Linked DNA regions of Homo sapiens: region 2 is linked to region 1. The links are chromatin contacts, found by Hi-C or POLR2A ChIA-PET in ENCODE. All regions are on one chromosome and are shown on one strand. The core of a region is the stretch at or near the end of the contact, and the rest is flanking DNA. Distances in the headings are between cores, read along the strand shown. Region 1 holds the start of KLHL12 (kelch like family member 12). Region 2 holds the start of RHEX (regulator of hemoglobinization and erythroid cell expansion).

Region 1 (4,884 bases), core at 1,398-3,897:
GAGCCACTGTGCCCAGCCTATTTTTACTTTTTAAAAAATTGAACATATAAATATATTTTGAGGCGTGCTCTTGCTACGTTGCCCAGGCTGGTCACGAACTTCGGGGCTCAAGCAATCTTCCTGCTTCAGTCTCCAAAGCAGATAGGACAACAGGTAGGTGTACACCACCGCACCAGGCTCTGAACATTATTTTTAATTCATATGAAGCAAAATTCAAAAGGCAAAATAAATTACAAAGAGCAAAAATCTCCTTCCCACCCTGTCTCACAACCAAACAGTTCCTTTCCCCAAAGAAACCAAGGTTACCACTTTGTCTTTTCAAATACATGTTACACATACACAAGCAAATATGAATATATCTTCCACCTTTTTACACCAATAATAGAGTATATAAATTGTTCACAGCTTCATGGTATTGGATTTTATGGATGTACTATACCTTATTGAATCAGTCCCCTATTAATGGACATTTAATGTTGTTGTTGATCTAATCTACAAACAATGCTGCAGTTAACAATCTTGTACATACATCGTTTTACATGTGCACGAGTATATGTGAAGGAAAATTTTATTAAAATCGACGAATATTTCCAAAATGCCCCCAATAATATACCAATCTTGCATTCTTCTCTACAATGTGTGAGTCAGGGACAGTTTTAGATCAGGAAGGTATGACATGGAAGATGGGGACACGTTGTAAATTTAGAATGCTACCCACTTGGCTATGGTTTTAGTACCCTTAAGAATCAAAGGGCTAGGCGCTGTGGCTGACGCCTGTAATCCCAGCACTTTAGGAGGCCAAGGCGGGCGGATCACGAGGTCAGGAATTCGAGACCAGCCCGGCCAAGATGGCGAAACACCGTCTCTATTAAAAACACAAAAATTAGTCGGGCGTGGTGGTGTGCACCTGTACTCCCAGCTACTCGGAGAGGCTGAGGCAGGAGAATTGCTTGAACCCGGGAGGCGGAGGTTGCAGTGAGCTGAGATCGCGCCAGTGCACTCGAGCCTCGGCGACAGAGCAAGAGTCCGTCTCAAAAAAAAAAAAAAAAAAAAAAAAGAATCAAAGGGCTCACAGAGCATAATAGTATTACCAAACACAATTTGTCTAGACATTCAGATAAGCTGAACTAATTAAGCTTTTTGCCTTTTCAGTCACTAAGTGCACCAAAATAAATTAGAATTTCCTGAATCAATTAGAATTTCCTTAGAATCAATTCAGTGGTGATGACAGGGCCCATTATGATGCAGAGTATATACTGAGGTCTGTGGATCCTAAGGCTCAGAGGATTCTCGCCGCAGCGTTGTTCGGCCCGAAAAGGCCATTGTGGACAATGGACGTGAATAAATTTGAGGCCTCTGTGGGTTTTCTCGATGTCAAAAAGTTCCTCAGTACCTGGAAGGTAAAACATACTTGCTGCAATCAGATGCTTGGCATATTAAGCGTTGGAATTCTCTCTGCCTGCCCTGCCTAGTGAGCGGTAGGGAGGAACTCAGGCTCAGCCAATCGCCGAGCTGTAGATACATTCCCAGGCTCCCTGCCGGACCCCACAACATCCAGCCTTTTTTTTGTTTTTTCTTTTTTTTCTTTTTTCTTTTTTTTTTTTTTGAGACGGAGTCTTGCTCTGTCGCCCAGGCTGGAGTACAGTGGCGCGATCTCAGCTCACTGCAACCTCCGCCTCCCGGGTTCACGCCATTCTCCTGCCTCAGCTTCCCGAGTAGCTGGGACTACTGGCGCCCGCCACTACGCCCAGCCAATTTTTTTGTATTTTTAGTGGAGACGGGGTTTCACCGTGTTAGCCAGAATCGATCTCCTGACCTCGTGATCCACCCGTCTCGGCCTCCCAAAGTGCTGGGATTACAGGCGTGAGCCACCTCGCCTGGCCTTTTTTTTTTTTTTTTAAGAGACAGAGTCTCAGTCGGTCGCCCAGCCCGGAGTGCAATGGCGCGATCTCGGCTCAGCAACCTCCGCCTCCCAGGTTCTAGCGATTCTCCTGCATTAGCCTCCTGAGTAGTTGGGATTACAGGCGCGTGCCACAACGCCCGGCTAATTTTTTTGTATTTTCAGTAGAGATAGGGTTTCACCATGTTGGCCAGGCTGGTCTCGAACTCCTGACCTCAAGTAATACACCCGCCTCGGCCTCCCAAAGTGCCGGGATTACAGGCGTGAGCCACCACGCCTGGACATTTTTTTTTTTTTTTTTTTTTTACAGGGTCTCATTCTGTGGCCCAGGCTGGAGTGCAGTGGCGATCCTGGCTCACTGCAACCTCTGCTGCCTGGCTCAAGTGATCCTCCTGTCAGCCTCTCGAGTAGCTGGGACTACAGGCGCGGTGCGGGCTAATTTTTTTTTTTTTTTTTTTTTTGTAGAAACGGGGTTTTGCCGTGATCCCCAGGCGGGTCTGGAACTCCGGAGCTCAGGTAATTCGCTCGCCTCGGCCTGCCAAAGTGCCGGGATTATAGGCGTGAGCCACCATTCCCTGCCCACCCGACCTTTTTGTAATTCGGCTTCCTAGCAGCGTACAGAAGCCCCGCGCTAGGGTACAGACAGGTCACGTGACACCACCTCCTCACGTGACGCAGACTCTGGAGCGGGGGGAGGGCGGTGCTCCAGCTGCATTGCGTCATCACGTCGCGCGGCCGCAGGGGCCAGACCCGGACGGCTCCAGAGCCTCCAGAGCCTCCGGGTCTGGGCGGCGCTTCGGCTCCTCCCGAGCCGCCTGCTAGCCCCGCGCCGCACTCCATCCCCACAGGCTGGGGACGGGCCCGGTGCGGCTGTGTGGGTTCGGGAGCGGAGGTGAGTTGCGCGGAAGTGATGGCAGTCAGCCCTTCCCTTCCTGTCCGTCAACTCCGGGTTATGGCCCTACCCCCCATCCTTGGTCTCCCTGCAAGGCGGAATGGGAGACATGCCCAACAGAGGAGGAAGGCTGGCAGTGGGGTGGGGCATCTGGCCTCGGTCACCCTCTCAACTCTCCCCCTGAACTGCCCCTCTCCGATACCTCCACCTGGCGGTGGCGGCCATATGCCTGGTGGTATTAGGAGGAAGGACTTCGTTTCCTTCTCTAGAATTTAGTCTTTCCCGAGTTTACTACCCATTCCCTGCCCCGAATCTCCCGAAGTGGAATCCCTCCATTCAGATGTTAACGAAAGTTCTAGAAAATAGGTCACTTCAGAAGGGTGAGGATGAAGGATATGCTGAGACTTGGAGTGTTGAGGCAGGAATCCCCTAGAAGGAAGACCACTCTGCACCGGGGTACTGTCATTTTGACACGGAAACGATAAAAGACCCCCCGGGCTGTCTTCATAGTAAATGGACATTTGTTCTAGACCTTTTTACACCCCTAGAGTTGCAACTAAGTTGACTTAAGTCTTTTTGAAAAACATATGCTTTGATGAATCACCCGCTTTTCTGTAAAATGGGTCTTGCAGAGTTGTTGGAGGAATTATCTATAGTGCTTATAGAGTAAAATGCCAACTACAAACAGAAGTAGATGAGAATTTAGGATCTCATTTTTCCTGTTGAAAGATTAATTGTGACTTGTGGACTTTTGGAGACCACAGTTTGATTTCCTTCCCCCCGGATCATTTCAGAAAGTTTTGGATTCCAATATCGATTCTTTAACAGTAATGGACATTCACAGATGTAGAGTAGGAATACCCTCTTGTTGAAGAGCTTCAATATCTTAAGCAAGTGTAAGTCCATCGATAACTTGCGTGGTTTCCATTATTCAGTGTAGGTAATGGGTCCTCAATTGAAGTTTCTTTTTTTTTTTTTTTTTTTGAGACAGAGTCTCGCTCTGTTGCCCAGGCTGGAGTGCAGTGGTGTGATCTCGGCTCACTGCAACCTCCACCTCCTGGGTTCAAGTGATTCTCGGGCCTCAGCCTTCTTGGTAGCTAGGATTATAGGCGCGCATCACCACGCCTGGCTATTTTTTGTATTTTTAGTAGAGACTAGGTTTCACCATGTTGGCCAGGCTGCTCTCAAACTCCTGACCTCAACTGATCACCCACCTCAGCCTCCTAAAGTGCTGGGATTACAGGAGTGAGCTGTTGGGCCCGGCCTGAAGTTTCATTTTAAGAAGAAATCCAGATATGTTTGGAAGTCATCAGACATATCATTTGGATACTTCTTTAGAAAAAAGTTTATTTTTACTGAGTGGCCTTTCTTGCTCTAAGTTGAAGTTGAATACACACTTTTTCTTACATTAAATTCTAAACATTTATTGTGCAACTTCTAGGATAGAAAGCATACATATAAAGCAGGATCCTCTTTTTATGTATGCTCTAAATACTTATCTACTTAAGGACATTAAATAGTAATAATATAACACCTTTAAGAAATTTTATATTTTCGGTTTATCATTTGAGACAAGAACCTTGTCAAGATTTACAAGACATATATTGTTTATCTCTACTTACATTTCAGCATTGATCATATTAAATGTCAAGTGGTAGGGACACTCCGTGATAGAGGAATTCAGAGGAAGAAGAGAGAGCTTTTACATGGACTAGATAGTGGCTAGTGGTTGGTGGTGATGCCAGGCATAGGAGTGCCCTCAACTTGTGTATGTTTGGGTCTGAGGAAGCCTCTTAGGTTCTTAATTTGTAAAGCTAATTAAATATGTTCAGTTGCCCTAGTTCTTTGAATATGCTCATTGTTTTTTTTTCCCTCTTGTAGTTGCAGAATCCAAGGACCCATTTTGTTCTTTCTCCGCACTGCTTTATGGGAGGCATTATGGCCCCCAAAGACATAATGACAAATACTCATGCTAAATCCATCCTCAATTCAATGAACTCCCTCAGGAAGAGCAATACCCTCTGTGATGTGACATTGAGAGTAGAGCAGAAAGACTTCCCTGCCCATCGGATTGTGCTGGCTGCCTGTAGTG
Region 2 (4,884 bases), core at 1,045-3,544, 3.1 Mb before region 1:
TTGATGAAATGCCAGGGTGAAAGGGATAGCCAAATAGGCTAAAGCACAAGTGCCACTCTAGTTATTCGGCAGAGTGCCCAATAAAGGTCCACGACAATACCATCACACATCCGCTCGGGGATGAACAAGGGCTGACTGACTGATAAGCTCTTGAAAATTCTTAAGCTCACTGCATCCCTTCAGGTCTCCAAGGAATGCTAAGTCTCCTCCCTGCCATGAGAGACATGAAGTGAACTTAGTGTTGGGAGACGGAAGCTGGACGGCCCTCAGGGGCTGACCCGCAGGGACTTTGGGATATAGCAGAGAGAGCTTGGCATGACTTATTACTCCAAGCTGTAGAAACCTGGAAAATAGCTACCCTGCAGCCCATGCCTGGTCAACTGGAGGACCACCTTAGTGGAAGGGGGACAATCAGGGCCTCTGGCCTGCCATGTGCACAAGCATAACAATTGCATTTGTTTAAAGTGCAGATGGAATATTTGATCCATTTCAGCCAGGCACTTGCATCTTGGCGTGCTGTCTTAATTGCCAAAGTTTGTTTTAAGTCTTTAACTTTTATGATCCTCTAGTAAAATGAATGTTTCCTTTAGCACCAATTTTTATTAGTTTTTAGACCAAAGAAAGCTAAACACCATTTTATATTTAATAATGTTTCTTGTATGATTTTTATACCAGATAAGCTAAATTTTACCTTTATATTAGTGTGTTATTAATTTTAAACTGAATTTTAATAAAACCTTGTAGACATATTTATCCAATTTTTCATGTTTGACCATAAGGTAAGATTTTATAGACTCTTTTTAACCTTTTATAATTTTTGTTAAAGAGCAGGTTGATGCTTTAAGAAAAACCTGTGGCATTTTTTACTTTAATGTCCAGTTCACAGAAAAACTGGATGATACCTTTTTAACTTTAGCTAATATGTTTACACACAGAATTTTCTTTATAATTAACGTTTTAAAACTTGCTTAAACTTTTAAAACAATAATTGTTTTTAACCTTTTAATGTAGGTAAAAATCCACATTCTTATGCCCCTTTATAATCTTTTTACCAAAGGTATGTTTTACTTTTCTTATACACCTTGCACATAAACTGTTTTTTTAATAGTACTCAGGAGGCCTTATTACTTTTAAATTATACAACATTTTTTGCATAAATTTTTTTATAACATTTTTTCTTTCACGACTTTTGCCGACAATTCTTCAATGTGTCTCAACTTTCTGACTTATTACAAACATTTTTTTTCTTTAAACACCAGTTAGTTTATTTCAGGACAAGAATTTACCATATAACACTCTTTTTACATAAATTCTGTCTCCCCCCACTTTTTTTTTTTTTTGAAGATAACCATTCCTTTTTTTTTTTTTTAAAGCAAACTTTCTTTATGCCTTTGGACTAGACTGTCTAAGGCCACAAGATTAGAAGTTACCATAATACATGTTACACTGTTAACTTTAAGCAAACTTCACTTTTGTTGAAAACCTTGTAAGTTTGGGATTTCAATTATCCTTTGCTATTAAGACCTTGTTTAGTCTAAATTAACTTAGAATTGGTATAGATGGCCTTTTTTTCTCTCTACTGGTCTTTCCTTGCCTCTGCCAGCCGCTTATGCTGCTGTTCTCTTAACTACGTTGGCGGGGCAAGGGGGTATAAAAGCAGCTGTAACTTTCTATGTATGGAAACTGGTCTGGGTGCCTTGGCTTACGGGTTACCTTGTGTCATACCTTTGAAACAAGGGACCTGTCCAGGCTTCCTTCTGATGGCCAACCCACCTCTAATGCTGGCCAGTCTATTTCACACAAAGTTCTAAGTTTTCCTGGTGTCACAGTAACACTGTAATCTCCCTTAAATTCTTTCTTGAATTTTTTTTTAACATAGTTCCTAGTGGGGTGGGCTTATTTGTACCTGACCCATGCTTCTTCGAGACAAAACACCACACCCACACCACACACATGCCACAAACAAAAAAACAGGTAAAAAGGGCATACACACTCTTGCAGTTTACACCAAACCAAAATCAAAACCAAAATCAGAGTATCCAGAAATCCAAGCCAGGTCAAAACCAAAACCAAAACCAAAGTATCACACAATCTAAGTCAAGTCAAAACCAGAACAGAAGTGCCAATGCAGGCATGTCGTGGGTGATCAGGCCACACTTCCACCTAGATGGAGTGGGGCAAGTTCCAAAGACTAGTCTTACCAAGTTTCAGATGTCCGGACTCCAAGTGCCAGTTCCTTCCCGGTGTTCAGCCACTGTGTTAATCCTCCACAGGGAACTGCTACACGCTGCTCTGGTGAGGCATTCCACCGGGGCAATTTCCTACCCGGGAGTGCTCTTTGGATCGCGTCACTCGGGCTGGCCGGAGTCCGCCTCAGGGATGCTCCACAGGGGAGGCCTAAGCCGCCTAAGGGGCTGCCTCGGCTGTCCATCAGTTACCTCGTTTCCTGGTCAGGGAACCAAGAAATGTAGCAGGACGAGCCGCAGACAAAACCCCTCAGACACCAAATTGTAGAAGGAAGGGCTTTATTCAGCTGGGAGCATCAGCAGGCTACTGCCTTAAAATCCGAGCTCCCCGAATGCACAATTTCCGTCCCTTTTAAGGGCTCACAATACTAAAGATTTCACATGAAAGGGTCATGATTGATTTGAGCAAGCAGGCGGTATGTGACAGGGGCTGCATGCACCGGTGGTCAGAGAGAAACAGAACAGGGCAGGGAGTTTCACAATGTTCTTCTATACAATGTCTGGAATCTATGAATAACATCAGTTTCTAAGTTATGAGTTGATTTTTAACTACTGGGTTTAGGCCAGGCAGGCCCAGGCCTGGTTTCGGGCCTGGCGCCGGACTGCCTGTCTTTGGTTTTACTTCCTTGTTGTTTTTCCTTAAAACAGGTACTGAGTATAAAACAATATAAAACAATATGAGAGGGTCTCTCTCTTCCCTCACAGTGACCTGGGTCTCAGACACTTCCTAACTGTGATCTTAGGACAAACACTTAGCTTTTCTGAGCCTCATCTGTGAAACAGACAGAATATGAATGCCTACCTCATGGAGTTGTTTAAGAACTCAGTGATCAGACTATTATTCAACAGTAATAACGAGCCAGGCCCAGTGGCTCACGCCTATAATCTCAGCACTTTGGGAAGTCAAGGCAGGAGGACCGCCTGAGCTCAAGAGTTTGAGACCAGCCTGGGCAATATAGCTAGACCTTGTCTCTACTTTAAAAAAAAAAAATCCGAAAATTAGCTGGGTGTGCTACTGCATGCCTGTAGTCCCAGCTCCTTGAGAGGCTGAGATAGGAGAATCACTTAAGCTAGGGAAGTCGAGGCTGCAGTGAGCCATGATCACACCATTGTACTCTAGCCTGGGTGACAGAGCAAGACCCTGTCACAAAAACAAACAAAGAAACAGAAGACAGGAATAACCACCATTTGTATTGTTCTAGTTTTCAGTTGGTCTTACCTGAGCAGAGTAATTGGGTGAGATTGTTCATGGAGGCATTGCTGGCTCTCTAGTCCTGGAACCTACAGTTGGTCCAATTCATTATGCCAAAGGGTCCGTCTAGGAGGTTCTTGTTCCAAGTATTGAGATTCCCGAGAGAAGTAGGTCCCCTTAGATAGAAGCAGAGTTTCTCAGAGGTATTTAGCAGCAGCTGGTGGACACAGGACTCAGGGAGCTGGCCCCCCTCTTCCCTTCCATGTCTTTCATTCCTGCATGGGAACCTGTCAGATGGGGAGATTGTTAAAATCTCACCACTGGAGGGGAGGGCCTCAAAGGCCATGGAGACAGCACCTCTCTCTTAGTGAAGGCATCTTCAGATAGAATTCAGCACAAATTCAAAGGTGGCTCCCCAGACCCTATCTGTCACATCGCCCTCTCATCTATTAGTATCTGAAGTCACCTTGATCATTTATTTGTTTACTTGATTATTGTCAGCCTCTCATCACATGAATGTGAGCTTCATAAGAACAGAGACCTTATCTGTTTTGGCCAACATTTCACCCCCAGTGTCTAGAAAGTGCCTCATGCAATGAATAGGTCCAATACATATTTCTTCAATAAATGAATGAATGAATGAATGCCAAAGACTCCTTCATAAAAGCCAGGGTCAACTGACCTCTGCCAGAATTTTGGAGAGCCTACACCACAGACTTTTGAACCTCTTAGCTGATGACAAATCTTTAGCCTTCGAAGCGGAAATTGATTTGAAAGAGCCCAAAGTACTCCGGTAAAGTAGGTGATGTTGAACTGGGTAATGTCAATTTCAGAAAAAGAGGACACGTGCCTGTGAAACACCAAGAGCAGTGTCCTGGGGTTGGGGAGGACACCTGCCTGGGTGTGGGTGGCCAAGGGGAAGAAGGAAGAGAAAGAGCAGGGGAAGATGCTGTCCCACAGCCACCACCACAGGTGTTCACCGGCCTCAGGCGCCAGCCCTGCTCAGGGTGAGAGGCGAAGAGGGAGGTGTGCTTAAGGCCAAATGAAAGAGGATCTGCCACCCTCTCCTCCCCCAACTCTTACCACATTCTAGCAAAGAGAGCTGCAGGAGCAGTCAGGAAATCCCCTAACAAGGCAAGCATTGGAACCAAGAGCCCAGGTGGCACGGATGAGTCACTTCACTTACTTGGACTCAGTTCCCCTATTTGTGAAATGAAGCAAGGATGAGAAGAGGAACAAGACGTGATCAAGAAAAAGGCAAATGTTTTCACAAGTGCCTGTCATTGCCCCCTTCTGTTGTCCCCTTCCACATGTCACCTGGTACATTGTACATTTCTTCTAACAATTGTGTTATTGGCCAGGAAATACAGAGAATTCTTTTAGAGAATAGGTTTTCTAAGTGTTAAAATTGTTTTTATTTTTAATTTTGTAAGGGGAGGACATCAT

Evidence for each region. Hi-C counts contacts between places; a loop is a spot of excess contacts on that map. ChIA-PET counts read pairs that join two places held with the same protein, here RNA polymerase II (POLR2A). Pooled maps may share reads with other maps.
Region 2: a pooled map shows a loop between it and region 1 (4-fold over the local background). The contact joins the promoter of RHEX here to the promoter of KLHL12 in region 1. A Hi-C loop is called at or near these places in 1 of 168 maps with a recorded cell type or tissue (ovary) and 1 of 50 pooled maps. POLR2A ChIA-PET finds 5 or more read pairs at or near these places in 1 of 52 experiments (endothelial cell of umbilical vein).

The regions. Positions count from the first base shown.
Region 1 is chr1:202,924,997-202,929,880 of GRCh38, reverse strand. It overlaps KLHL12 (kelch like family member 12), which reads left to right and starts at 2,647. Exons shown (of 12, transcript NM_021633.4): 1 at 2,647-2,792; 2 at 4,674-4,884. The coding sequence starts at 4,719. RefSeq lists enhancers at 377-876, 877-1,378, 2,455-2,504.
Region 2 is chr1:206,050,583-206,055,466 of GRCh38, reverse strand. RHEX (regulator of hemoglobinization and erythroid cell expansion) reads right to left here and starts at 2,294. Exons shown (of 6, transcript NM_001007544.4): 1 at 2,202-2,294. It overlaps LOC105372857 (a long non-coding RNA gene), which reads left to right. Exons shown (of 3, transcript XR_922473.3): 3 at 1-2,024. RefSeq lists enhancers at 2,179-2,238, 2,659-2,898, 4,262-4,761.